Linked DNA regions of Homo sapiens: regions 2, 3, 4 and 5 are each linked to region 1. A link is a contact called in ENCODE Hi-C or POLR2A ChIA-PET data. All regions are on one chromosome and are shown on one strand. Each heading gives the region's core, a stretch centred on a gene start or an enhancer-like site at or near the end of the contact. The rest is flanking DNA. Distances are from core to core; before and after follow the strand shown.

Region 1 (5,551 bases), core at 1,556-4,055:
CAGTTAGGCGACTGTTCTCTGTAATTTTACTCTGCCTCCCTCCTTGTGATCACTGCTCCCTAACCTCCTTTTTAGCCATGTTTCTTAAAAGTGTGCTCCATACCCCATCTCCAGACCCCCACAACACATTTCAGTGAAACACAGTTTTCCTCCAATGCTCCATTCCCTAAAGTTGCAGAATGACTTCTTACTTTGCCACAACTAAGGACACGTTTAATACCTTACTTGACTTCTGCACACTATCACTAAGCATCTATAATCCTCCTGAAAGGCAGTGGCATAGCACCATAAAAAGGACGCGAATTTAAAGGCAAAAAGAATCTCTGGTCCTTCTTACAACGCCTCAGTCTGCTCATTTATAAAATGCTGTTAGTAATGCAAATGTACAGGTCACTGTGAGAATTAATTAAGATATCATAGTATAAGAGTTCTATTCTGAAAAAAATAAGTTCCTCTGCATCCCATATGTTAATGGAATAAAAAAAAAATGTGTCCTGCGCCAAGACCTCTTGTCTATGTTCCAGATTCATATTTCCATTTTCCACCTGCTACCCTGCTACTCATGAATCCTCCCTTCCTATTTGCCCAGTCTCTCTAAGTCTAACCACTTAGTAGGTTCTTCTATTTCTCCAGTCTACCTCCCACTAAACATACCTAATGCTACTGCCTTGGTTCAGGTTAGGTTATTCAATCCAAAACATTTACTGACTGCCTACTAGTACCCAGGCACTGGGCTAGCTACTATGAATAGAAAAATGAGTAAGACATGGTTCCTGTCCCCCCGGAAAACCTACATTTTTCAGATGAGACTGTAATCTGAAGACTAACTGAAATATAATGTAGTAAATGTAAGAAAAGAGCTTATAAACTCCTTTGGGAATGTGGGATAGCAACATTTTGACAGCATTGAAAACTGAATGTGGTGTGAGGGGAGGATGGATGACTAAAATCAAGGGAAAGATTATTGGGGAGGATTTCAGAGCTGACTCTTGAATTGCAAACCCCTCATTCTCCCTCCACACACGTACACGCTCTTCCTATTTCCTTTTCATGATTCTTGAGGAAGGTACAGGAGTTAGGAAGAGGAACTGCAACAACACAGATAACAAGTCATCAATGGTACATTGGGATGGCAGTGGTGATGAAGATGACTAAAAGCCACTCCATACTCTAGAGCAGGGTTTGGCAAACCACACTCTGTGGGCCATATCTGGCTGGCTGGCTGTACAGCCAGTGAACTAAGAATGGTTTTTATATTTTCCAGCTGTCAAGGAAAAAAAAGAAATATTTCATAACATGAAAATTACATGAAAGTCAAATTTCAGTGTTCATAAATAAAGTTTTATTGAAACACAGCCATGCTCATTTAAGTATTGTCTATGGCTGTTTTGAACAAGCCAATTAGATGTGATAGACCATACGGTCCATAAAGTCTAAAATGTGTACTATCTGGCCCTTTGTTGAGAAAGTTTGCTATTCTCTGCTCTGGAGGCTTAAGTGAGACAGAGAGTATTGGATGATGAGGTTGGAGACGAAGGTGGGGTGAAAAGCCTCATATTAAGTACTTGGACTTGAACCTCAAGTCTAAGTAATGAGGAGGCCCATTTTTACATTTTACATTAAAGTGTTTTTATTAAAATGTTCATTTGGGTGGCAGTGCAAATAATACATTTAAGGGAATAAAAAAATGTAAGGATATAGGGGGATAGCTAGAACAGAGGATAATGTAAAACTTCAGGCAGAAAAACAAGACATTTCAGCATTCCCTAACCTCCTACATCGCCAAATTGTCCTCCATCCACTTATCACCATCTCACAGGATACACATTTCATTTACCTACTTGTTGTCTGACTCCTCCTACTCAAATGTAAGCTCCAAGATTGGAAGAGTTTTTCTTGGTTTTATTATTTCAGTGCTTAGAACAGTGCTAGACACATAGGAGGCATTCAGTAAATATTTGTTGAGTCAACTGAATTAGGGTTTTTCCCCAGCATTAATTAGCCTGTAAAATCTGAGAAGGCAGAAACTGTTCAGTTTTGCTCACTGCTATCTCCAGCTTCTAATGGACATACAGTAACCCTTCATAAATATTTGCTGAACGAGTGATTCAGTGAACAAATGAATAGAGAAGACCAACATCCGAAAAGTTATTTTATTTTCAAGCCTCATGTCTTTAACTGTTTTATATCAGCCTTTCTTAAGTTGACCGTCATTAATATTTGCTGAATGAATGAGTCAGTGATAAACAGAGAAGACCATCACCCTAAAATAACGACCCCTCCACTTTTAAGTCTTACGTCTTTAATGGGTTTCATATAATCTTTCTGCGCTCTTTTTACTGTCCAGTGTGGGAGCTGACACTAGTTTGCCTTAAGTCCTTAAAAATCGCACCCGGAGGCGCAGTGTCATAGGTAACCCAAGCTTTCCTAGTAAACATGATACAAAAGTAAACACAACCAACAGCATGGGGACCAGCAATTCAGAAACACCGAGCGGGCGGGCTGCCCAGACCTGGGCTTCCCCAGCAGGGCCCGCGGAGACCGGCCGTGAGCAGAGGCTGCAGGCCCACCCCGCAACCCGAGCAGCCGGGGCACCGCAGGGAAACAGCGGCCTAGCGAAGCCACCCGAGCTCCCTCCGCGCCCCCGGGCCAAAAGGCCGCAAAGGAACTCCGCCCGCCCGCCCGCTCACCCGCTCACCCGCTCACCCGCTCACCTTCAATTCCTGCGAGTCCATGGCTGCCCCGAGGCCGGGCCGCGGGGCTCTGGGGATTGTCTCGCCGCAGCCTAAAGGAAGACGCAGAATTCAGCTCCCCTAGCCTCCCGGAGCGCTCTAGCGCCCCGGGCCCCAGCGGGAGGGGCGGGGTCGCGCCGCGATTGGCTGTCGGAGGGAGAGGCGGGCCTGTGTGGCGGGGATCGTGCTGTAATGGAGCAGGGGCGGCGGGGACCCGGAGGTGAGGGCTGCGAGGGCCGCCCGGGAGGGTCCGGGCTGGGAAAAGGGCCTCCGCCGGAGAGTGCAGCTGGAAAAGGAGGTCACACTGGGAAACGGCTGTCTGAGGACAGTGGGTGGGCGGGCCGAGGAAATGGAATTCAGGAATAAAGGAAACGGAGTATGAAGAAGGGGAAGTCTGTTTCCTGTCACTGGTTGTAAAGGAAGACACCATTTTCTGCACGTTTGTCTGGAGGCGGATTCCCGCAGTGCGGCTCTCAGCAAGGCTCTGCCGGCGCGGGAAAAAGCGGTCAACTTTCACGTGGGCAAGTTGTTTTACGGCCACAAGGTGGCGCAGAAAAAAAAAATCACACGTTCTTAACAGAAATACGGTGCGCTTGGGCCCGTCTTTGCAGGCGTTGCTGCAATCTTTGTTAGAATGTGTGTTCAATTAGCCCTTTTTTACCAGCCCCGATAATAAGAGGGACAAATAAATTAAACTTCCAGAAAATTAGTGTCTTGTTTTCAATGATACTACTGATTTTAAACTGAGAATAAAATGAATCCCAATGCAAATTTTTATGTTTGCACCCCATTAGGCAACTCAATCAGTCACACATAGATTTCTTAAGTCCAGGAAATTAAATGGAAATATAATAGACTAAGATTTTCTATTTCTGCTTAAATAAATATTTAAAATAGTGCATAAGGTCTGAGATTTAAGTGATCTTTGCAGAATCTTTCACGTGGATTCCAAATTTTGATCCTAGTGTTAATTATCTTACTTTAGTTGACATGATACGTAGTTGCCTTTTCCAGATTTTAAGTTTCTTAAGGAGTTTATAAACATTGACTTTTTCCCCATGCCAATAGGTTATGTAAGGACAGTCTTGAGAAAAACGGTAGCTACCATCCTAGGCTTTAAGGTGAAGCAATATTTCTCACCGGTTTCTCTTTAAAGGAATTCACCACGTATTTTCACGAGCAACTTTTTTTTCTTTCCAATATTTATAGTCCAGCTAAATGTCTGTGGTGATGAACAACTGGTGATATCTCTTTGATTTTCAAAGCTGCGGATTAATCCGCACTTGGTATACAGCAAAGAATACCACAGGACCAGGGTGCTCAATGAAGTGTATAATCTTGAACTGTAAACCTTTGGTTATAAGAGAAAAGTTCATCTGTAAGGAAATATCTCAGGATCATGGTTAACAGAACAGATGATCAACCTACCTTTTGGAGATCTTGAAAGTCATATTAATTTAGCCTCGTATTCTCTTCACTGAATTCTGTTCTAAGGTTGAATTATTTAGCACAAAACACCAAGCCTGATGTTTCATAAATGTTTGTTGGATTAAAAGTACTCTGAGATTTGCTTTGACACTCACGGTGACTTGGTGTGCCCTGTGCCCTTACTAGATCTCATGTAAGAAATTTATTTTGGATCTCAGGCCAGGAAAAACTCTTGTCTTTCCTGAAAAATCGATGTGTTCCTTAGCAGTAACATTTTTATCGGCTCACTTTTACTAGCTACAAACTTTTGAGTCTGATATCCATGACCCTTCACCTCATCGTCTTTTCAAGCCTTATCTTCTACCTCCCCTTCAAGGAGCCTTTATTCCGCTCAGTGGGACAAATATTCCTTCTTCTGGTAATGCTTTCCCCTACTTTGTTTTGAGCTCTTTCTTCACCTGAGAAAATCTCCTTCTTCTGAGTTCATTTCAAATTTCATGAAGTCTTTAAGGATCACCATAACTGGATGGGTATAAAAATATCACAGTGTAGTGGCAAGAATACCCTCTTCTGCATCTGAGGTGGAGCTCCTATTACGCTAGCTACTTTTGTGACTTGGGGAAGTAATTTCCCTAAGCCTCATTTTCCTTATTTACTAAAGAAACTAAATGCCTTACAGACATATTAAAACTTCCTGACACATAATAGGCATTGTATAACCAATAGTTTCCATTAAACACGTAGTGCTCTATAGCAGTGGTCCCCAATCATTTTGGCACCAGGGACCAGTTTGGTGGAAGACAATTCACAGAAGATAAATTTTCCATGGACAGGGGTAGGGGAGATGGTTTCGGGTTGAAACTATTCCATCTCAGATCATCAGATTCTTATCTAAGGAGCATACAGCCTAGATCCTTCACATGCACAGTTTATAATGGGGTTTGCATTCGTATGAGAATCTAATGCCTCGCTGATCTGACAAGGAGGTGGAGCTTGGGGTAACGCTCCCTTTCCTGCCCCGCAGCTCACCTCCTGCTGTGTACCCCGTCCTGCTGTATACCCCATCCTGCTGTGTAGCACTGATTTGCAGTCCTCAGATTGGGGACCCCTGCTCTATAAGACTTATTACACTTGCATAGTCCTTGTATTACTAGTTATAGTGCATTTTTGTTTAATGTTCTCTACCAGATGATGAGCACTATAAAGCTAGATAATATAATGTAGCAGTTAACATCTTCGTCTCCAGAAATACGTCATTTTCGTTCAGACCTTAATGTGTCCGGAATTGGTGGGTTCTTGGTCTTGCTGACTTCAAGAATAAAGCCGCGGACCCTCGCGGTGAGTGTTACAGTTCATAAACGCACGCAGACCCAAAGAGTGAGCAGCAACAA
Region 2 (5,551 bases), core at 1,995-4,494, 5.0 Mb after region 1:
GTTTTTTAGCCTGTAGACATTTGCTTCTGTTGGACTTCACTTTTCTGCTGCCTCTGATGTTTCAAAATACCAACCTGCCTGCAGCAGATTCTTACTCCAATTGAAGCTGACTTGACAATAATCTACCACGTGTTCCCTCCATCATGTTGTATTATTTATATTAGCTTTGGCAATATCCTTGAGATTTTACTATTTGCCTTCTGTTGGAGCGTATTCTCCAACTAAAAGAGGAAACAACTGGCACCAGGAAAAATGGAGCAATCATTCTCACATTTTTTCAGTCCCAAACCAGGTGGGCCCTGTACCTCACCCTCACACCCTCCACCAACTGCTGCTAAAGAAATAACATGGGTTTTTACCATCACCCTGGGAATTAGGAAAAAAAAGAAAAAAAACCCACAGATTTTGATGAGACACAAATAGTAGCCACAGAGGTCACTTACTAACTGATTCTGAAAAAAAGGCTTTGAAGCTATTCATTACACACATTCAATTCAAATCAATAAACACTACTACCATGTTCCCAATACTCAACCAGGAACTGGGGATCTCAAGATGAAAAAACATGATCGGCTGGGTGTGGTGGCTCACACCTATAATCCCAGCACTTTGGGAGACTGAGGTGGGAGAATCATGTGAGCCCAGGAGTTCGAAACAAGCCTGGCAGCATAATGAGACGTCGTCTCTGCAAAAAATCAAAAAAATTAGCTGGGTGTGGTAGTGCGTGCCTGTAGTCTTAGCTACTCGGGAGGCTGAGGTAGGGATGATTTTGAGCCCAGGAGGTGGAGGCTGCAGTGAGCTGTGATCACACCCCTGCACTGCAGCCTGGGAGACAGAGTGAGACCCATTTCACAAGAAAGAAAGGAAAAAAAAGAAGGAAGGAAGGGAGGGAGCGAGGGAATGAGGGAAAGAGAAAGAGAGAAAGAAAAGAAAGAAAGAAAGAAAGAAAGAGAGAGAGAGAGAGAGAAAGAAAGAGAGAAAGAAAGAAAGAAGAAAAGAGAGAGAAAGGAAGGAAGGAAGGAAGGAAGGAAAAAAAAAATATGATCCTTGCTCTGAATGAATGGACCACGAATGGTGGAAGACAGGCCTGTGATGATGACGATGATGTCATAGAAATGAAGGAACTGTTTCATGGCAAGGAGAGAGTCACACTGACCTTAAGGATAAATAAGTAACATTTGAGATGGGACTTAAAGGATTAGGATTTTTTCAAAGTTAGGATTTTTTAAGTGGAAAATGTAAGGAAGGGCATTCCAGAAGTAGAGAATAGCATGAATAAAATCAAGAAGGTAAGAAAGTAAATGGCTTGTGTGGAGAATAACAAGCAGCCACTCATGAGGCTGAAACATACACTACAGCTCTAAGGAAGGGCTGGACTTGCCCATGGACCACCAACGATCCACAGCCTGGGTTCTATAGGCCGCGGCTGCCATCAGACATATGGGAGACAACTGGTCCAAAAATTTTGACCACTGAACATGGCAGCAGCTTCCATCATAAAGAGGGTTATAATTGCCAAGCAGAATGAGAACATTATAATTAGATCTAGTTCTTCCATTTATTCTCTTGCATTAAATGTATTAATTTGTTGAATTAGCTGCTAGGCATTCTGGTAAATATCAAGAACATAGAGCCAACTCCACTGCAGACCCTGTCCTTGAGGAGCCTAATAACTGGAGATTTCATTTATGGATTTATGGATTTATTAGGCCTCCTAAAAATCTGCTATTCACTTACCGATAGCAAAGAAAATTATTTTTAAATTTTAAATAATATTTTCTTATTACAAAAGCACTTCATGAGCATCATAGAATATGGAACCAGCCAAAACAAAAAATAAAATATCTCTGTCACCACCCAGAGATCACCACTGTAACCCTTGGTTCATATTCTCCTCCCACATCTTCATATGCATACATACATATTAATCTGTATTTTGAGGACATGTTTTTCATTTTGTCTACAGACACATCCCGTCTTGTAACCAGCTTTTAAAAAAGACAATAATTTCCACGTTTCCATGTGAATAACTACTCTTCTAATACTCAGTACATATTCAAATTTCTCCAAATGAACCAAAAATGTCCTTTACGCTTATTTCTCCAAGTTGGCCCCCAACTCAAGCCCTTGCAATGTGTCTCTTGGTTATATTCTTCGGGTTCCTTTTAATCTGGCATAGGCCCTTTCATAGGACTCTGACTCGACAAAGAGAACTGGCCAGCTGTCCTGAAGGAAGGCCCACTTCCTGTATTTGCCTGGTTCCCTGTGGTGTCATTTTACTTGCTCCTCAATTCCCCTTACTTCCTGTAAACATCAAACTCAAGATGCCATAGAGGCAAGTTAACCACCTTGGGCTAGAATACTTCATGGGCGATAGCACGTACTTTACATTGCATCACATAGGAATCCACATAATACCTGGTTGACGCAACATCAGTCCAACTGACCACAAAGCAACTAGGGGTTTCAGAGGGAGTACACGTAAGGGGCAAAAGCAGCAACGGAATACGACAACGGAATAAGCATGAATACGACCTGGCTACCTGAAGGAGGTAGGACGGGGAACCGAGCAGCAGCAGGTGGTGGAATGCCAGGGAAATCCAACCGTGCTTCCCACGCTGGCATCGCTCTGATTATGACCAATCCTCTAATCTTATTCTCACAATTAGGGAGGAAGAAAAAAAAACAAACCCAAACCAAAAAAGAAGTTGGTAGGTGACTCTGTGAGACTACTGTTTTATAAAGGGAGCGTTTCCTTTTATAAAATTTAGCTGAGCAGATGCTAGGCAGCCCACAGGAGGCCACTATTCCCCTCAGCTGTACAGTTTGGGAAAATACCTACACACCCGGAGAACAGAGAGCTTGGTGTGTGTTGAGTTCGCTCCTGTTCATCAGCAGCCCTTTCCCCGCCTCTGGCCACCAGGGGGACCTGCAACCAAGTATGTGTTCTTTCAGGCGAGCGGGAACGCGTCTGCATAAATCTAGTCCAATCCAGGGCCCCGTAGCAAGGCGCCAAAGCTGGGGGAAGCGCATTTCTGTTCTCTCGCGAGCACGACGCGGTGCCTCCCAGTCCTCCTCCGGCCCTCCCTCTCCGCCCTCCCGGCCCGCGAGCGCTCGGGCCCCTTCCAGTGGCTCGCGGCAGGTGGCGCTGTCTGCGGCGTCGCAGCGGCCCGGGCTGCAGCAGAGACGATCTCCCGGCGGGCTGTGCGGCCCGGCTCTCCGGCGGCAGCGAGTGCCACGTCCCAAGTGCTACGCGGAGGATTAGAGCAGGCGGTGCGCTGGGGGCGGGAGCAGCGCGGAGCCCGGCTCGGCCACACCGATCGCCCGCCGCCATGGGCTCCTCGCAAAGCGTCGAGATCCCGGGCGGGGGCACCGAGGGCTACCACGTTCTGCGGGTAAGGGCTCCGACGGCGGCCGGGGAGCTGCGGGCTGGAGGCGGGGCCGGCCGCGGGGAGGCGGAGGCCCCCATGGGCTCCTTCACGGGGCAGCCAGGCCCGATCCCGCGAAGGAGCGGCGGTCGCGGGCGCTGCCTTGGTCGAGGCTGGTTCCGGAGGCCGCTCGCATCCCACCTCCGCGGAGCGCCCTGGGCACGGGGTCCGCGGCTGTAGGAGGACGGGCTGGAGCTGGAGGCGGCTGCCGGCGACTCGGCCAGGGGGCGGCCCTGGGAAGGGGGGACAACCTTGCTCTTTTTCCGCACGGCCTTCTCTCTCCTCCACCCCCCCTCATTTTTAGCTTCCAAAGTTAGGAAGGGCGCGGAGGCAACGTCTCCAAAGTGGTGACTGTGAAGGCAGCCTTTGCGCTTTCCTAGGAGAGGGATCCGGACCCGCAGTCCGGAGGCGGGGCCTGCGGCGGCAGGTGTTAAATCACCTCGGCGCCGGCCGAGTGGCCTGAAAGACCAGCAGGGCAGGAGACGGAAAACCAAATGGCCTGGAAGTAGGTTCGACGGACTTAAACAGACTTGATTTTGACCAGACTTTTCCTTTCCCGTGCCACTCCTGACCCTCCCAAACCTTCTCAAGATTTCCTGGAGTGGGAACTTCCGTTCTGTTCCGATTGCTGAGGGTGTGGTTTAGATTATAAGGTTTAGATCCACAGTGGTAAAGAGGTAGTGCAGAGAAATTTTTTTTAAAAATCGGAGTATATAAAGGAAAACAACCCTAGCTTAACTTCCAGGACGCAGAGAAACATAGTATCTCAAAAGGCGTCAGCTAAGCCCCTACCTATGAACGGCCTGGGCCTGGGTGGTACAAAGCATGTGGTCTTTTCCTCATGGAACCGGGCGACTTTAGAAGTAGCATTGATGGTTGTTTGCTGTGACACCTGTGTGAGTGTTAACATGAACAGTCAACAGAGTGGCCGCAGCGTGTAGCGCCATTTAGGGGTGTAATAGAGTGTCACTCAATATTAGCTCCTCACAGGCAAGAACGTTTTCACTGAAAGTAAGAGAGTGCACTTCCTGGTGCTACCTTCATTTCCTGCCCTGGGTCCCATGTTTTAGGTGAGACACATTCTTAAATTGCCCAGCTGTCTATGTGATAGGGCTGAGACAGATCATCTTTCTGATCTTCCGGATTATCGTGTCTATTGCCTTTCCATTACACTAAAAATCCCTCCTCTGCCATACTCTTAGTAGGAAAGGGTGATTTTTTTTTTCCCCGAAAGGAAAAGGGAGCCTATAAATAAACCGTATTATCTTCCTATCCCCTTCTGCTAACCAAACACCCAAGAGCCACACTGAGAGAGGAAATGGAAGGAGAATTGTCAGTTCCCAAATGTGAGGTGAAAGCTGTGCTTTTCTTTCTATTATCTGGTCTGATTTTGAGTTCTCTACCCTGGGATGTTACCCAGTATTACCAGCTGTTTCTCACAGTGACCGATTGTGGTCATGAATCCTTGGGGATTCATGATATTTTTATAATACATGCACTCAGGGAAACTCAGTAAAACACATTAGTGTTAATAAGCAAAAAAAAAAAAAAAAAGTCGCGTGTTTGAAAGAAAGCCATACACATCAAAAGGATTCCAACTTAGTGACTGCATTCCGACATAAAATGAGTTTGTATTTTCTTTATGTAAGTGCAGTCAAGTGAAACAGCATTCATACATATTCAGTAGTGCAGATGTGTTATTAATCTATACATCTGATTTTTAGAAAAACTAGGGACAACCTTAGTTACCAATCTGCATCTGGAGCATTAATGTTGCACACGATGAAATAATTCTTATTTAGTTAGACTTTTACTAAAGAGAGCTTTAAAATAGTAATGATCTAGTTTAGGAGAATTTTGTGTCTGCCTTCCTAAGACCCTCTGCCCCTGATTCTGTAATTGGTTTTCTTATCTTTGTTTTTAGAGGGAAAAGTGCTGTGTTAAATCTTAACATGTAAAAATGTCTTCCTTTCATTTGTTATTGCCTAAATGGACAGCGATATATTTCATTGTTAGATTACCAAGCTTGTAAACTGGAGTAACTGTGGCAGGAAAATTTTGAATAAAATCACCCATATTCAACAAGTTCTAGAACGATTTAATTAGAAGTTAGTTTTCTTGAA
Region 3 (5,551 bases), core at 1,288-3,787, 3.6 Mb before region 1:
GATAGGCAGAAGTATTTAGAGTAAATAGGGAGAAGTGCTGTTTCGCTGGCAATCGGGACATCATACCCACCAAACATAAACAGCTTTGTGGTGTTACTGGACTCTGTTGCTTCTGGACTTCTAACAGCTACTGTGGCTGGAAATGCCATCTTCCATCTCCAGCTGGCTTGAAGGCTGCATACTTTCTTCCAAATTAAGATTCTGCCACAGTGATGTACACATTTGTCATATCCAGCTGGACTACTATAATGCGTTCTAGCTGGTTCTCAATACACAAAACGACATAAACATTACAGACAACAGTGCAAAGTAATTTACTTGTTGGGAAAACTGGCCATCAAAATTAGATGCATGTTTGGGTCTTTGGACAGGCCCTGTGTCTGTCAAGTCTACAAAAGATCACTAACTTTATTCACTAAAGACTAAATTGCATCATAGGCTATAGCAAATCAATCAAATGCCCAGAAGTTTGTATGAATATACAAACAATGGATGACCCAAAAGAGAGAGAGAGAAAAAAACCATGTGAAAATCATAGAGTGGTGTAGACAAAGCCTTTGACTTTTAGTCATGGCTTTATTTGTCTACATGTCTTCCAAAACAAGACTTTTGACTTACGAGCCTGAATAAGTCACATTCAAACAGGTCAGCATTTATACACATCACAGTACATCTTCACTTATCAAAAAATAATTCATATCACATTCAATGTAAAGTCATCAGTAAAATTCGCCCTGTCAAAATGCTACCTTAAGAAAAATGAGTTTCTTCACTAACATGAAAAACTGAAACTAGCAACACATTCTTTCAATGAATTGTTTCTAAATTTTGATTCTCAAAGAATGTTGAAACTTTGATTAAAGAAAAAGGGTGTGTGTGTGTGTGTGTGTGTGTGTGTGTGTGTGATTGCAATTTACCCATTTGGGCTAAGACTAAATGGCACAAAGTGTAATGTAGGGCAAAGATTGGAAAACTTTTTCTCTAAAATGCCAGATAATAAATATTTTTGGCTTTAAGGGCACACAGTCTCCATCCAATTGCCTTTGGAGTAGAAAAGCAGCCACAAGCAATATGTAAACAAACGAGCATGACTGTGTTCCAATAAAACTTTATGAACACTGAAAATTAAAAATTGAAAAATCTGAAGACCATTCTTAGCCTGTGGGCCTGAAAAAAACAGTAGCAGGCTTGATTTAGCCCATGGGCCGTAGTTTACTAACCCCTGCTCCATGGAACTACATTAAATAAGAAAAACATTCAACACTATCACAAGCTAAATTCTTAGCTCTGCCACTGTTTTTCCTGGGAGACCTTGGACAAATTATTTAACCTGCCTCAGGTTTCTCATCTGTAAAATGGAGTTAATAACATTAGGAGCCTCAGTGGGTTACTCTGAACATGAACTGTAGTAATACATTTTGAAAATGATACCAACTGCACATAGTAAGTGTTCAATAAAAGTTACCTGTTAATACACATTACGATTCTAGAGTTAACTCCTTTTTACTTCAGTGAAAACATTAGAAAAGTAGTTCTTTTGTGTTTAAATTTTTAAAATTGTCTTAAAGTGCCTAGATGTTGTCTTCTCAAAGGAAGAAACTAGATTTGCCCAAAGAGGTCAAGCACATTTGGAAAGGGGCAAACGCACAAGGAAGCCTGCTTTGCAAAATCTGCCTAAAAGGCTAGCTCCATCTGAACAGACACCTACCCGGTTTCTGTCTTCAATTGTCAACAGTTCCTCCTCCATGCACTTATCCAAGACGTCTCTAACTAGAAGCTTGTCCACCAGAGTGGGCTGAAGGAGGTTCAGCAGTTGGAGATATTCATCATGAGCGTTCTCAAACGATGGAGAGGGCAAGTCCGTGAGCTCAGGGTTCATGTAGCGGGCGGCCAGAGGGCTGCCGGTTCTCCGGAGGGCCTCCACGAATTCCCGAGTCCAACCAAGGTGCCAGACTCCCTTCTCCAAGGTGCTCAGCAGCAGTTCAACTGCCTGCATGTTCCCGGAGGTGGCGACTGTCCTCTGAATCTGCTCCTTCACCTCTGCAGGCAGAAAGGTCAGGTAGTCCAGCACAGGCTCCACCTGGATGTACATTTTCACCCTGGCCCTGAAGCACGAGATGAGATAGCGGAAATTCTCGTCTGTGGAATACCCATTCGACATCTTTCTTTCTCAGAGAAGGGAGAGGGTTCTCCCAAGCAGATGGTGCTGTTGTCTGCGGGACAGGTGAAATGTGCGTGCCGCTGTCCGCTGCCCACTTAGAGAAGCAGGGTCTACCGCTCTGTGCCTGACAATGACGAGGTTGTCCACAGGGCTCTCAGGCCGGCGCGCGGGGCTGCACTCGCACCTGGGCAGGTGGGCAGGCGGGCAGGTGGGCAGCGGGGCGGCGCGCGGGGCCGCGGCAGGCAGGTGCGGCCGGCAGGCGCGGCACTTTGGACTCTGCGGTGTGCGCCTGGGGTCCCGGACCGGGGCGATCCTGCTGCACACTCGGGTAGGAGCTTTGAGTCCAGCTTTCTGTCAGGCAGTTCTTACAGAGTTTGCCTGACTTTGGTTTCTGTTTCGATTCTCTTCTCAGGACTTTGTAAACGTAATCTGCCTGGCGGGGAGGGAGTTTCCTCAGGGAGACGCCACCTTTTGGTCGGGGCGGGTGAAGAGAGGAGGCCTTTGGTTAAGGACACCGCGGGAAACAGAAAAGGAAAGCGAATTCTCTCTGACACCAAGACCAACGCTCTAGCAAAGCTCCTCCGGCGGATATTTTGTTTTCCCAGCAGGTTCTGCCTTAACAATAAGGTCCTTTGTAGGCCAAAATGTGCAGGGCATAAAAGCATGTGATTTGGGACTTTCCAAAGGGGAAGTGAACAGAAACTGCCACAGACCCGGACGTGAACAGGGAGTTACCCTCGGCTGGTGAATGTAGGCAGGCCTGGCTGAGGGTGGTGAGACTGCGAGGGACAGGTGAGAGATGAAGCTCAGAAGACATCTTTGCAGAGATGTGGAGAAGACAGGAGGAAGTCCTTCCTAAAATAAACCTGACCTCCTGTGGGTTCCCAAACACTAACTTGTTTCCCTGGGAATTTGGAGGTGGGTTCGAAAAAGTGAGTAACAATAAACAGTTAACTTTACTGCCTCATATTTAGATTGCTGGTATTTATGCAGCTTTGACCAGGACCTGGTAACAGATGTGGATGGACTTGAACCACCAACTCAGCTTAGAAGGAAGCCAAGACTTAAAGTTTCCTAGATCCCAGCTTGTAAGTTCCCTATATTCTTTAATATACAACTTTCCTTTAATAAAACAAAACAAAAAAATCCCCCAACAACTTATTTTTGATATAGCTGCCATTCTTTTCTTGGATTCAATACAGCAAGTTTTGGCTGGAGCAGCTAGGAACTTAATTAGCAACTAATGTACCAACTTGTAGTAAACATCAACATTTGTCTATGTCATGAGAGAAAAAAAACATATTCACACTGAAAAATGGCAGCTTCATTTTGGTACAGAAGCCACATAAATGTGAGTCCTTAAGGTTACTACTCATTCTGAAGGCATTCTGTAGCCACATGTGACTGTGGGTGGTAGGCACATACGCACCATAACTAGAATCTCATGGTCCAGAATTATATAAAGGATGGAGAGATCATTTAGGTTATCAAAGAGACATATTTAGGAAAAATAATCTGTTAGCAAAGTACATTCAATAAAGTCTGTGTAGGCCAGGAAAACCTGATAGTGCTTTGAACAGGATAATAGAAGTACAGAGTCTTGGTGAGTGTTTACTAGGGGCATACAAAATATCCAAATGAGCACTTTATGGTAACATGTCTTATTTTATTCTCTAATTATCTTATGTAGCAAGGCTTTTTCTACCCCTGAAGGATTGTAAGCTGCTTGAAGAAGGGATATATTTACATAGTAACTAGTACACTACTCACAACTGGTGGGCTCTTGATGACATCTCTCCTGGGAGTTGTATTTGAGTTGACCATAGCAGCTGGCATAATGTTAAATACACTGAAAGTTGAAGTAAATGAAACCTTGGGCTTGCAGGTAGGCCTGATTTATACTGTTCTTTTCTGTTTCTTCACAGAACCCTACTCCTTTTTCACTTAATTTTGGGAGATGACCTTGTACCCAGATAGAGGATAATCCAATTAGATGTTTCTACAAAAGCACTCAAATTATTAATTTTAAGTATTGGGTCTATGAAAATATCTTTTAAGGCTGTTGCAAAAACATACTCCTATCCCCCAGCTGCCAGTGGGTTTTATTCAACATGTTAAAGCACAAACTAACAAACCAAAAAACATTCTTTTTCCTGGCACTTATCCTTCTGTTTCTTGGTTTCAAACATGGGGGAATGAGAAGGGGTTGCTGACTGAATATGGGGAACCAGTTAATGTTATTTTCTTCATACCACTTAATTGTTGCTCTGGAAGAGAAAGGATCAAATGTTTGGTATTTGACCTGTTCTCAAATAATAAACATTTAAACCAAAGATATTTAAATATTTGGCATTCAAATTATATCATTCATTGTATCATCTAGTCATTTAAAATATGTTTATTAAGTATCTATTACATGACCAGCACTGATCTAGGTGCAGTTAATAAAATTAACAAAGCTCCTACTTTTATGGAGTTCACATTCTAATGGGAGTGGGAAGATAGATGGTAAGTAATGACTAAAAAATATGCAATGTGCAGGTGAGGATAAATGCCCTGAAGACCATAGTAAATCTACATAATAATGTATATTACAGTTTCACAGGTTGATTTCCCAAATAGTCATCCTCCTCTAACCCTATTAGCATCACATAATACCCAACAATAACAATTCATATTTTCTCACAAGTAGGAGTCTCTCTGCTGGATGAGGTCTGAGTGATGAGGATTAGGTGTGGGTGGAAGGGACTTCTTTTTTAGGAATCTCCCATAGTCTTGATGGGACCCTTTTTGGAGAAAGGAGGTTAAGGAAACAAAAGCCAAGACACAATCTCTCACAATGTATCCTTTTTTCATCTATATTTTTTGCATCATGATTTAGTTTATTTTCTGTTTTTCACTTGAGTAATTAATTGTTTTCCTCTGTCAAGTTTCTTCTACTAGGTTTCATTTTAATCCTTTTCACCAGTTCCCAAATGTAAGTTTCTTTTTCCTTTCTCTTTTGAGGCAGGAGATCCTGCTGAACTATGTATTTTCCCATTGTTATGCAACTTTTCATTTGAGTTTTTAAGAAGTAGTAACAATATGAGCTGCCACTACAATTTAACGACCATGCATAGCAATAATGTCTTTTTCAAAGAAAATGACAATAATTTTAGTTTAGTGAGAAACCCTGGAATTGTTGTTCTGTTCCTTTACTTGTTTGCTCATTTGTATCAATAATGAGCCTGCTTTGTGTAATTTAAAGTGTTAGATGCTCTTAACCTGGCAGTGTGGGGTATGGTTAAGCACAGAGACTCTGAGTTCAGGCTGTCTGAGTTCACATCTCAATACTATTTCTTAATTGCTGTGCTTTGAAAAATCACCTCAAATACATCAGTTGTAAAATGG
Region 4 (5,551 bases), core at 875-3,374, 3.6 Mb before region 1:
GAAAAATATTTAAAAAGCAAATTTTTTAAATAGACATGACATTTTCATAAAATGCTATTGTTCATACAGTATTAACTTGACTCATGGAGGCAAATTAACATTACTGTTATTTAAAAAAAACTCTATGGCCTTATTTGAATTTTTATACTAGAATATTTAAAATTTGAAACACTAGTTTTAGAGAGAGAGATGCTGTGTTGTTCAAAGTCCTCCTCTGCATCTTCATGGTAGGAACTTTCTTTGGTAGCCCTTTCTCTAAGTTAAGAGATATATTGGCAGGAACTATGAAGGATCTGATATTTTACCCTAGTTATAAGCAAACAAGTAGAGTGCCACAGTTTCATGGAAGTTGGCAGAATGTGTGAGATTCCTGAGTCTGAGACAAATAACTTTATTACTCAAAGCACAACAGGCACCATGAGCTTCATACTTCCATAGATTCCCCTCGTTCTGAAGTCCCACAAGGCGAAGAGGAGCTGCCAGATGGGTGTTGTACATGCACTGTGTTTGTTATGCAACTGGAAGAACTCCAAGCTTAGGAAAGTCCTAAGAAGGCTGCTAGCAAACGTACCCAAACTTTGCCCTGGCAGGAAATACTATCTTTGCAATTAAATGTGCAGAAAGGCAAGAAACCCATGGGGCCTTAACTCCCAACTGCACAAATGCAGCTGCATCAATAAGGCTATTTTGATGAAAACAAGATGCACAAAAATTTTGACCACAGAATCAGACTAACATTGTAAATGTAAACACTCAATCCTTCCTAAGCAGTTCTTTGAATATGTAGTTAATCCGTTGGAATAAAATTTTGCAATGGTTTGTTCTTTCTAGCGCTTTATCATTTGATACCTTCATAAGCCATGCATTTTTCCCTTTTGCCACGTAGGTTTTACCCTTCCCCTCTATTTATTTATGCCAATAATTTAACCTTAGTGGCTTAAGTATTTCTTACAGCATTGAAGGAACTTACAGACACTTTCCCAAGAGTAGCTAGGACATCGGCAATCTTCCTTTCTCTCTGCTGTTTCCTCTGAGAATTGTTTCACAAGGTCCAACATCCTCTTCTGTAGCATAGCTGAACAACAGATACTCAGCTCTGCAAGGCTGATTTCCTTTGTGAATAGTTAACATTTTTTTGATAGCCTTATTTTTAAGAAACATGTTAGCCCTTCTCTTGTTCTTCAGAGATAACTCAAAATAATATCATTTGGTTTTTTCATTTGTTCATAAGCCAAAGCTACAGCTGCCTTGTCCTTTTAAAGTCAGAGCTACAAAATTCATTTGAGTTCCAGAGATAAATCAGACTTGTCCATTGCTATTACTTAATAAGCCAAAGTAATTGAACATTTAACAAGAGTTTGCCCAAAGGCTGAGTCAGATTATATACAGGACACCGTCTATATTATCAGTGTATAAACAGCAAATAAGTTTTTAGTGTATGTTCACGTCCTGTGCAATATTTGGGACATACTTACACTAAAAAAGTTTATTTGGAAATCAACTTTAACTAGATATCCTGTTTATTTGCCAACATGCCACAATTCAGGTCACCATTTATCTACCAAACAGAATCAATAACCTGTTCGTCCAATGTGGCCTCAAGTGGGTTTTGGCGCAGAAGCACTCCTCCTGGACCACAGGTGTGGTCCTGGTTGCAAAGTTTTGATGTGACATCAACACTACACAAAAGTAAATGTAACTGCAAAATTTTGAAATTCACAGATGGGTCTTTGAAGTCCAGCTCAAAAGCGTGGAGGGCTGGTTAAAATAAGTCACAGACTTGCCGGTTTGGGGTTTCTAGAAAGAAAAGTAACTTGAGGAGTTGAAGGCTTGTAGAAGACCTTTCCACAGAGAGTGGGAATTCCGTTGCAGCAGCCAAGGCTTCTTCGGGATTTAGAAGGAGAGCGCGCGAGAACCTGAGGGAGCCAGTAAGAGTCGAGCAGGGACTGGAGGGCTCCCGATGGGGTGTAGCCAATCAGGGCAGAGATGGGTGGGGCTAGGCTGCGGGAAGGGGCGGACTGCAGCTGAGTTGGCTCCAAAGTGTGGGACTCAGCCAATCGGAACCGTGCAGGGCGGGGCTGGCCTGCGGAAGGGGGCGGGTTCGGAGGAGTGAACTGTGCGGTTAGTGCGCCTTTCAGCCTCACCTGCAGCTGCGCCTCCTTGCACCTGCGCCTGTGCTTTTTCTCCCAGCACTGCGGACGCGACTCGAGGGTGACGCTCGCTCCGCTCGTCCCGCTCGTCATGGCCTACCCGGGATACGGAGGAGGGGTGAGTCCCAGCCGCTTGGTCGTGTCCCTCTTCCTCGCGGGGTGTGGCGCCCCCGGGGGCGGTGCCAACGTGCGGGTCCGCCCTTGGCTCCTGCTCCCTGCGTCCGCGCCTGGTACTCGGCGGCGCCGGATTCCGGGGCTGTTGGGGGCCAGGGCCTGGGCGAGCATTGATCCTGGGCTGACTTGGAGCCGCAGGTTTTCTGGTCGTTGAGGACCCTCGAGGAGCGTCCTGGTGGAGCCGAGGGAGTAATGTGTGTTTGGAAATTTATTTCCTGGAATGGAGGAACAAGCCACCCTCTTCTTGTTCCAGTAATCGTTTGTGGTACTTCCCTCCCCCGCCCCCCACTCAGTGTTGCTAGAGATCCTCTTTTTGAATTTCCTGACCACTTCTTGTTCTTTAAGTTCCTTATGAATAAATTAAGGTGTACGGTAAATAACTCCTAATCTTTACTGTTATACGAAGGGCAATCTGTTCTAGACTCCCCCGCTCGCCCCCAGGCGGGGGGAAGTTACTCTTTGTTATAACTTTTATCCTGCATCACCTTTGGGAGTTGCAAGTTATAATCGTAGAGTCCTGGTGGCTAGCCCCTTCTTTTCAGAAAGGAGCCCAAACCTTTAGTATCGATGTCAGTGATCTACACGCTGTGTTAACAGAGTTAACAGTAGTTTGATCCATTGCGGTGTGGGTAGAATATAATATATTTTCTATTTGTTTTTTACCTAAAAAGAGAAATTGTGTTTTACTGATTTTAATATAGGACTTGACTTTGGGCTATGGTTGTGGTCTTCAAAAGAGTTACTCCTACCCCTTGGAGTTCATGGTGGTGGTGGTGGTGGTGGTGGTGGTGGTGGTGGTGGTGGTTGTGGTTGTGGTTGTTGTTGTTGTTTTAGGATATGAATTTCCAGGTCCTCAACTTCCACACATACTTGTTCCTAAAATTGATTTGCTTTCCTTAAGACTTGCCTCAATCCCCTCTGGCACCGTCCACTTTGTAATGCCTATGCCTCCTCAGTCCTTAAATTTAGGAAGGAAGTTTAAGGTACCTAAGGAAAGTAAAGCCCCTTCGAAGATTAATCAAGATAGCATAAACCTGTGGGTCTTTAAAAACGTCCCTAGCGTATACGTATTTTCATTTGGTTGAAGCTATCTGTTAGAAGTTTGTATATTTACTCCTCTTGGTATGCTCTGAATTCATATATGTATGGTAGAGTGAGGTGGCAAGAGTAATACATTTTCATTCAAATAATTTGGTGCTTCCTTACCCACTTTTGTCAGAGTGCTTGAATTTGATGGAGAGTTCCACGACACAATAAAGAGAACGTCTGTATGTGTTTTGAATATTTAAATCCCCTTTTCCATGAATTTAAAATAAACAACTCTTTTCAGCTGTTGTCATGCTCATTATTAATCGCCGGAAAGAGAAGTACCCTCAATAGCTGAAGCAATATATAGATTAGAGGCACTGATTTTAAAAAATGTAATTGAAATATTTTAAGATACATTGGATAAAATTTTGGGATAAAACTTACATGATTTCTTTAGTAGGAGAATATTAATAAGATAGTTGAGACGTTTATAAATCCTGTTAAAGGAAACCCATGCCTTATTAATGTTTCTTATATTCTTTTAACAAAATATAAAATGTCAGCTGCTAGACCTAATTGTTTTGATAGTATACTTTTATCTAATTAAGTGCATGATTTATCTCTGTAGGAGATGCATTTCCAATAGATTTTTACTTTCTTCTTTTAAGAATTGTTTATAAAAATTGTATTATTTTCTTTTTTTTACTAATTGTATACGAATAAAAATTATAACTCAATGTAAAGGACTTTTTTCTTTGTTTCTCACTTTGGTCACAGGAAATGAAACAATCTAAAACTTCGTTACATGTTTTTGTTTGTACATGTTGTATTATACAAGCTTCAGTGTTTTCAATAATAAAAAAACATTTTAAGCACAGAAAACTTAAACAGATTAGATTTTCACACAAGAAATAGCATACAAAATCAATTCAAAGATGAAGAATCTGTCCTTAGGAATAACTTTTAATCTGTTTTCCCTTCCCAATTTGCAGCATTAGCTTTCCCCAGTCCCATAATTTGAGAACCTGGTGGTCAGATTAATGATGGTTACCAATTCTTTACCACTCCCCTTATCGAAAGGCACAGACTATTTCTCCACTTTCTTCAATCTGGATTGGGCCTGTTTCACCTTCATCTGGTAGAATACAGTAGAAAAGACACCATGGCAGTTCCAGACTCAATATTTTAAGAGGACTGGCAGCTTCTCTTTCTCTCTCTTAGAAGCTGACTGCCAAGCTATGAAAAAGTGGAAGAGCCATGTGAAAGGGCCCATGTGGAGGAGAACTGGGGCCCCTGGCCAACAAGGTTCATCCCTAAACACGGTTTACATAAATTTATATTTCAAGTTGTCCTCTTGACAGTTTCAAATGAGTCAAAATTGATCATTATTATTATTACTACATAATGTGGGTAAGGAAAGGCTTAGACAATATTTTCATGTCCAAGCCTTTCATGTTGCTTTGCATGTTTTTGAATCTTTACTATTGCCATTTTGTTATGGCTTTAGTTAAAACTAGATCACATAATCTGTAACATCAGAGAATCCCACATATATAAACTGTAATAAGTCACAATAGGCTGAAAAGAAACAAGTGGGAGGCCAGCATACAGAACTCTATGTCATCCCTCAGGATACTACCAGAACCACAGCAGTTTCTTTAAACATTTTGCTTCCCGCCCCTTAAAAGATTTTTGAAAAACTATATACCCTTTTCCCATATTTTATATTGACATATAAAGTTTTTATTTTAAGTTTAAATAGTTGTAAAGAATACAATACCCAACATATTGTAAATGTTGACACTTAAAGTTTCATTGTATTTACACATATATTCTTCTAAGTATGTGTCTTGAGGTTTACTTCTTAGTTTTACTTTAGGTAAAATCTTGCATTGTTTTACTTTTTGTTTACTTCAGTGATGTTGGTAAACATTTTTTAAAATTGTACATGTTCCTCTTAGATTAAGTTCTTAGAGGCTAGTAACTTTCTTTTTTCTTTTATACTTCTTTTAATGCTGGGTAATATATGTTGATGAATTGAATTATGTCTTAATGTAGGACATCTAACATTTTGTAGTTAAAATTTTTGTGATAAGATTATAAGCTTTTGGTAACTGTTTACTTTTTGACGGACTTCTAATAATTTCTTTTAATCCAACTTTCATAGATAATAGGTAGTATTTATATTACTAACCTTC
Region 5 (5,551 bases), core at 1,558-4,057, 3.5 Mb after region 1:
AGTCCACCTTAATGTGTGTACACTCACGTTCCTTTGTCTCCATCACCCTCTTCAATCTGAGAAAAACACCTCATGGCCTTTCACATTAGTATCCCTAGTATTTGGCATATAGCCTGACCTATAGGAGCTCTAAATAATAATTCAAAGCTGCAGTTATCAAACTTTTGGTTTTGGGACCCCACTATCCTCTTAAAAACATTATTGAGGACCTAAAAGAGCTTTTGTTTACATACATTATATCTGTTAATACTGAGCGTTTTAAAACTCATTCATTCAAAAGTAAAAATCACTTATTATGTATTAACATATATAGCATTTTTAAAAAATAATTATATTTTCCAGACAATTTGTGAGAACATTGCTTTACATTTTTGCAATTTTTTTTAATGCCTGGTTTAGTAAAAGGCACCAGGATTCTCATACCTGCTTCCACATTCAATCATCATGCCTGGGTATGGTGGCTCTTACCTATAATCCTAGTGCTTTGGGAGGCTAAAGCAGGAGGATCACTTGAGGCTACGAGTTTGAGACCAGCCAGGGAAACACAGAGAGACCCTGTCTCTACAAATAAAATAAAATGAAATAAAAAATTAGCCAGGACTATGCCCGTAGTCCCAGCTACTCGGGAGGCTGAGGCGGGAGTATCACTTAAGCTCAGGAGCTTGAGATTACAGTGAGCTGTGATCGTGCCACTGTACTTCAGCCTGGGTGAATGAGACCCTGTAAGACAACAACAACAACAACAACAACAACAACAAAATCATATAGCCTCTGGAAAACTCCACTATATGTGAATGGGAGTTAAAAAGGCAAATGATGTCTTCACATTATTATGAATATAGTTTGACCTTGTGGGCCCCCTGTAGGGATCCAGATCAGTCTTTGTGAACCACTAATTTAAATAATTGTCATGCATTGAGAAAAGGGACTTTGATTCATTCAAGAAGTATTTACTGGGTCCTACTCTGTGCTGGGTATTGTTCAAAGCAGTCAACTAGATAGATCAGGTGTCTGTCCTCGGGTTGTTCACAGCAGGTGGGGCAGAAGGATCAGGGACTGCTGGAGTTGACATGTGAGCTGAGATGTGATTTGATTTGATTTGATTTGACTTTTTTTTGGAGCCAGAGTTTCGCTCTTGTTGCCCAGGCTGGAGTGCAATGGTGTGATCTCGGCTCACTGCAACCTCCGCCTCCCGGGTTCAAGTGATTCTCCTGCCTCAGGCTCCCGAGTAGCTGGGATTACAGGCGTCCACCACCGTGCCCAGCTAATTTGGGGTTTTTAGTAGAGATGGGGTTTCACCATGTTGGCCAGGCTGGTCTCGAACTCCTGACCTCAGGTGATCCGCCCACCTCGGCCTCCCAAAGTGCTGGGATTACAGGCCTGAGCCACAGCGCCCAGCCCAAGCAGAGATTTAAGTGACAAAGGGCAGGCCTATGCAGAGGTCTGGGGAAACAGTGTTCCAGGCAAAGGAAGGGGGCCCTCCAAAGTCTCTGAGCCCTGTCTGGCAAGAGAGCAGCCAGAAGTGAGGGTGGTTGGAGGTTGCAGACATAGGCAGGGCCACATTGAGCTAGGCCCAGGTAAGGAATTTGAAGCTTTAACTCTAAATTTCTTTTTTCCTCATTCTAAAACCATCCCAATAAAATTTATAAAAGTAATCAGGGAAGAAAGTGTGGGGGAGGGGACAAAAATAAACCAAGCTTGCAGCCAATTCGGCATTAATCATGAGGTCAGCTTCCTCTCTGACCTGCTTGCTCAGAGTTGTTTGGTGCCTATTGTCCTAGAATCATGCAGACCCTGTCACAAGATTATAGTTCCCTTCTATTGCTCTATAGAGAACAACTTGAACATTATGAAATACTCAGTTTTCCCTTTGAGATAGTCTTTCAGATCCTGCATACCAATGAAACTACTGCCTCAGCTGGCCTGAAGGATCCCACTGATGCCAGCTGGTCTGAGGAACCCGTGAGAAACTGATTCAGCAAAGAATGCAGCTTCCCTATCCTGATGATTTCATCTCCCTTACTCCGACCAATCAAGGACCCCAATTTTCCAGCCCCTCGCCCTCTGTGATCCTCTTAAAAACCTCAGCCCAGAACTCTTGGGAAGATAGATTCGAGGATCTCTTCCCATCTCTTTGCTAGGTGCCCTGCAATCATTAAACTCTTTCCCTGCTGCAAACTCTGCTGTCTTCGTGTAATGGGTTTGTTACTGCACAGCAGGCATACGAACCTGTTGATCCTATATCTCTATCACCTAGGCTGGAGGGCAGAGGCACGATCATAGCTCCCCGCAGCCTCCACCTCTTGGGTTCAAGAGATCCTCCCGCCTCAGCCTCCCGAGTAGTTGAGCCTGCAGGCGTGCACCACCACCCCTGGCTAATTTTGGGTTGGTTTTGTTTGTTTGTTTGTGTTTGTAGAGATGAAGTTTCGCTATGTTGCCCAGGCTAGTCTCGAATTCCTGGCCTCAAGTGATCCTCCAGCCTCGGCCTCCCAAACTGCAGGGATTACAGGCAGAAGCCACCATGCCCGGCTAATAACCTGAATCTCTTGACGGTGAAGAGAAATAAGGAGAGGGGTAAAATGGCTAAAGGATGTCTGTTTGGAGGCAAGGAAGGTCGCCCAGAGGTCAGGCACGCTCCCCTTGGCGGACACAGCTGGGCTTCTCAGAGACTCCTAAATCCTGCCTCGCATCTCAAATCGGCTTAACGACGCGAAAGAGCTGGGCGACGCGCGCGCACTCTCGCGGAAGCTTGAGTCTCGGCGCCCGCCGTAGACGTCGTGACAGAGGCGGCCCGTTGCCTTGGAGCCAGAGAGACGCAGCTAGGCCTGCACGGCTGTGGAGAGATCCTGCCACGGGCCTTGTTCACCATGTCGGTGCTGGATGCGCTTTGGGAGGATCGGGATGTCCGTTTCGACCTGTCCGCGCAGTGAGTTTCCAAGATTCCCGAGGGATCTTCAACCCTGTAGAGGGCGCCGCCGTGCGCGTTAGGGACCCGCGGGCGGAGACTGCACCTCCGCAGCTCGCGGCCCTGGTGAGGGTGGGAGGCTTGCGCCGGTCGTCCGCGCCTCGAGAGACCTCAGGCTGGTTGGGCCACTGTGGCCCTCTCGAGGCCGGCGCCGCGGCAAGAGCGCATCGGCATTACACAGTTTTGGTCCCATGCGACCTCCGGTTCCCCCATCCTGGCCCGCGGGACGGATCAGGAATGTGAACCTGAGCACGACCGGGGCCACCCGGGGCTTAGCGTCCCGTATACACCCACGTGAGCTTGGGATTTCAGTTTCATGGAAGGAACGTAGGTCAGGGACTCAGGAAACTAGGGTTCTAAAAGTAGATGTGTAATATCGACCCACAGTGTGGGCCCTTGAGCAGATGTCTTCATCATTCAAGCTAGAATCCTCATGTCTGTAAAATAAGGGAGGTGGGAGTAAGGCAGTCGTCAAAAATTACTAACCGCGCAAACTTTATGTCCTTGGTAAGCTTTCATCTAGTTATTCATATCAGTCACCAACAAGAAGGAGTCTTCTTTTGCAACCTGTTTTTGGAAATTATCATACATTAAATAGAAACCATGTTTTTGGAAAGTATCGTAAAGAAAAAGTGGTTAGAAACCTCCTACTCCAAAATCCAGGGCGGGAAATGCCGGTTGGGTTACTAAGTGTTGAGAAACGCTAAAGCTAAGATTCCTGGATTAATGGCATGGAGCTTCTTAGCTACTTCTTATCGTTCCTTATCATGGACCTCCCCTCCTTAGGTGGAATCGTTCCTTATCATGGACCTCACCTCCTTAGATGGAATCGTTCCTTATCATGGACCTCACCTCCTTAGATGGAAAAATGAAATATTGATAAATTTCTCAGGTTAAGTATAGCTAGATATCTAATGCTAACATGTTAGACCCTTTAAGAAGATGAAAGAGAAAGGAATTCGTAAAATTACGGACTGTAGTAACATATTGCGCACTTTCTATGACATTTTCTGTCATTCTTTTTTTTTTTTTTTTTTTTTTTTTTTTGAGACAGAGTTTCGCTCTTGTTGCCCAGGCTGGAGTGCAATGACGCGATCTCGGCTCACTGCGACCTCCGCCTCCCAGGTTCAAGCAATTCTCCTGCCTCAGCCTCCAGAGTAGCTGGGATTACAGGCACGCACCAACACGCCTGGCTAATTTTGTATTTTTAGTAGAGACGGGGTTTCTCCATGTTGAGGCTGGTCTCGAACTCCTGACCTCAGGTGATCCGCCCGCCTCGGCCTCCCAAAGTGCTGGGATTACAGGCGTGAGCCACTGCGCCCGGCGACATTTTCTGTCTTTCTTGTAGGGTTCTTAATCCAAACAAAAGTCCGTTTCAGTAACATTAGTAAACATTTATCCATGTTTTATTACGTGCTAGTTACTGGGCCGATAGCTAGAGACAGAAAATAATAGGAAATGATATTCATATCCCCCCGTTCTAGTGCAGGAGATACATACAGACAACCACTATAATAAATGTGGTAAATACCATTCTGAAAAAATGAGCGAAAAGCTGAGACTCATAGAAACAGAACAATTTATTCTACCTGGTGAAGTCCTTGAAGAAGAATAAATATTCATAGTATTTGAGTTGTTCCCTGAAGAATGGGCAGAGCCTTGTCAGGGTAGACAGGAGGAGAGTATTCCAGAAAAGAAGAAAAGAATTTAGCGTTAGAAGCAGTCTTGGAGCTGTAACCTCATTAGCTAAAGGCAGGGTCTGCTGCAGAGAGAGGTTGGAAGTACAAATAGATAAATTAGCCAGATTGTAACATTTTTAGCTCAGGATTTTGGACTTCAACTTCTAGGCAGCAGGAAGATATAGAAAGCTTTTAAGCAGGGAAATGATATGGTCATATCTGTATTTTCAATAGGTAGTTGAGTTGGCTTTATGAAGAGTGTATTAGAAGGCTCTTTTAGATATTTTGCTAGGTTTTTTTTTTTGGACACTGTAGAATGTATTCTGTCTGTCAGCAAGCTGCTCTTATTTCCTTTTGTCACCTGTATCTATTTGTCAAATTCCAAAGATGCTTTTCATACAGCTCTTCTTTAACCATTCCTTCTATAATTTCCTGATGTCCTTTCCTCTACTCAGAAACCTTTGGAGGTTCTCTCCTGTGCACAGGATAAGGCCTAAACCTATCAGACTGGCATTCTGAGTTCTCCATAGTCTGGTTCCTCCTTAGTTATCCAACAATATTTCTCTCACTACCTCCCAATATGGTCCTTCTTTCCAAGCTTGGCCAGCCTTCTCCCATGTCCTTACCATTTCTTATTCCTGGTCTTTAATCATGGACTCTCTTTTCTTTTCCTTTTATTTTTCAAAATTCAACACCTCCTACCAATCTGGCTTACTCCAGATGGCCCTGGTCACTCCAGGCCCCACTGATCTTCAGGTTCTTGAAGTTCTTGAAGACCTTATTTCTAAATGCATGAACATTTGGTACAGTATTATTTATGCTGTTAGCTGTTTTATGTACATATGTCTCTTTTCTCCCTAAATAGATTGCAAGCAGGTATAGTTGTAGCTATAAAATTCAAACCTTT

Evidence for each region. Hi-C counts contacts between places; a loop is a spot of excess contacts on that map. ChIA-PET counts read pairs that join two places held with the same protein, here RNA polymerase II (POLR2A). Pooled maps may share reads with other maps.
Region 2: a map of CD8-positive, alpha-beta T cell shows a loop between it and region 1 (20-fold over the local background). The contact joins the promoter of GORASP2 here to the promoter of TTC21B in region 1. A Hi-C loop is called at or near these places in 2 of 168 maps with a recorded cell type or tissue (CD4-positive, alpha-beta memory T cell and CD8-positive, alpha-beta T cell) and 8 of 50 pooled maps.
Region 3: a loop to region 1 is called in a pooled map, with 12 times the contacts of the local background. The contact joins the promoter of IFIH1 here to the promoter of TTC21B in region 1. A Hi-C loop is called at or near these places in 1 of 37 single-sample maps with no recorded cell type and 8 of 50 pooled maps. POLR2A ChIA-PET finds 5 or more read pairs at or near these places in 1 of 52 experiments (activated B cell).
Region 4: a map of B cell shows a loop between it and region 1 (6-fold over the local background). The contact joins the promoter of GCA here to the promoter of TTC21B in region 1. A Hi-C loop is called at or near these places in 2 of 168 maps with a recorded cell type or tissue (B cell and naive thymus-derived CD4-positive, alpha-beta T cell) and 13 of 50 pooled maps.
Region 5: a loop to region 1 is called in a pooled map, with 9 times the contacts of the local background. The contact joins the promoter of BBS5 here to the promoter of TTC21B in region 1. A Hi-C loop is called at or near these places in 5 of 50 pooled maps.

The regions. Positions count from the first base shown.
Region 1 is chr2:165,950,971-165,956,521 of GRCh38, forward strand. TTC21B (tetratricopeptide repeat domain 21B) reads right to left here and starts at 2,806. Exons shown (of 29, transcript NM_024753.5): 1 at 2,715-2,806. The coding sequence starts at 2,735. RefSeq lists a silencer at 2,657-3,056 and an enhancer at 2,821-3,570.
Region 2 is chr2:170,926,009-170,931,559 of GRCh38, forward strand. It overlaps GORASP2 (golgi reassembly stacking protein 2), which reads left to right and starts at 3,245. Exons shown (of 10, transcript NM_015530.5): 1 at 3,245-3,395. The coding sequence starts at 3,333. RefSeq lists a silencer at 3,024-3,723.
Region 3 is chr2:162,316,147-162,321,697 of GRCh38, forward strand. It overlaps IFIH1 (interferon induced with helicase C domain 1), which reads right to left and starts at 2,538. Exons shown (of 16, transcript NM_022168.4): 1 at 1,709-2,538. The coding sequence starts at 2,161. It also overlaps a transcript of GCA not described here. RefSeq lists a silencer at 2,333-2,422 and enhancers at 2,453-3,002, 2,571-3,770.
Region 4 is chr2:162,342,008-162,347,558 of GRCh38, forward strand. It overlaps GCA (grancalcin), which reads left to right and starts at 2,125. Exons shown (of 8, transcript NM_012198.5): 1 at 2,125-2,268. The coding sequence starts at 2,242. RefSeq lists enhancers at 1,682-1,911, 1,764-1,933 and silencers at 1,962-2,111, 2,352-2,431.
Region 5 is chr2:169,476,687-169,482,237 of GRCh38, forward strand. BBS5 (Bardet-Biedl syndrome 5) reads left to right here and starts at 2,808. Exons shown (of 12, transcript NM_152384.3): 1 at 2,808-2,926. The coding sequence starts at 2,868. RefSeq lists enhancers at 2,622-2,731, 2,742-3,081.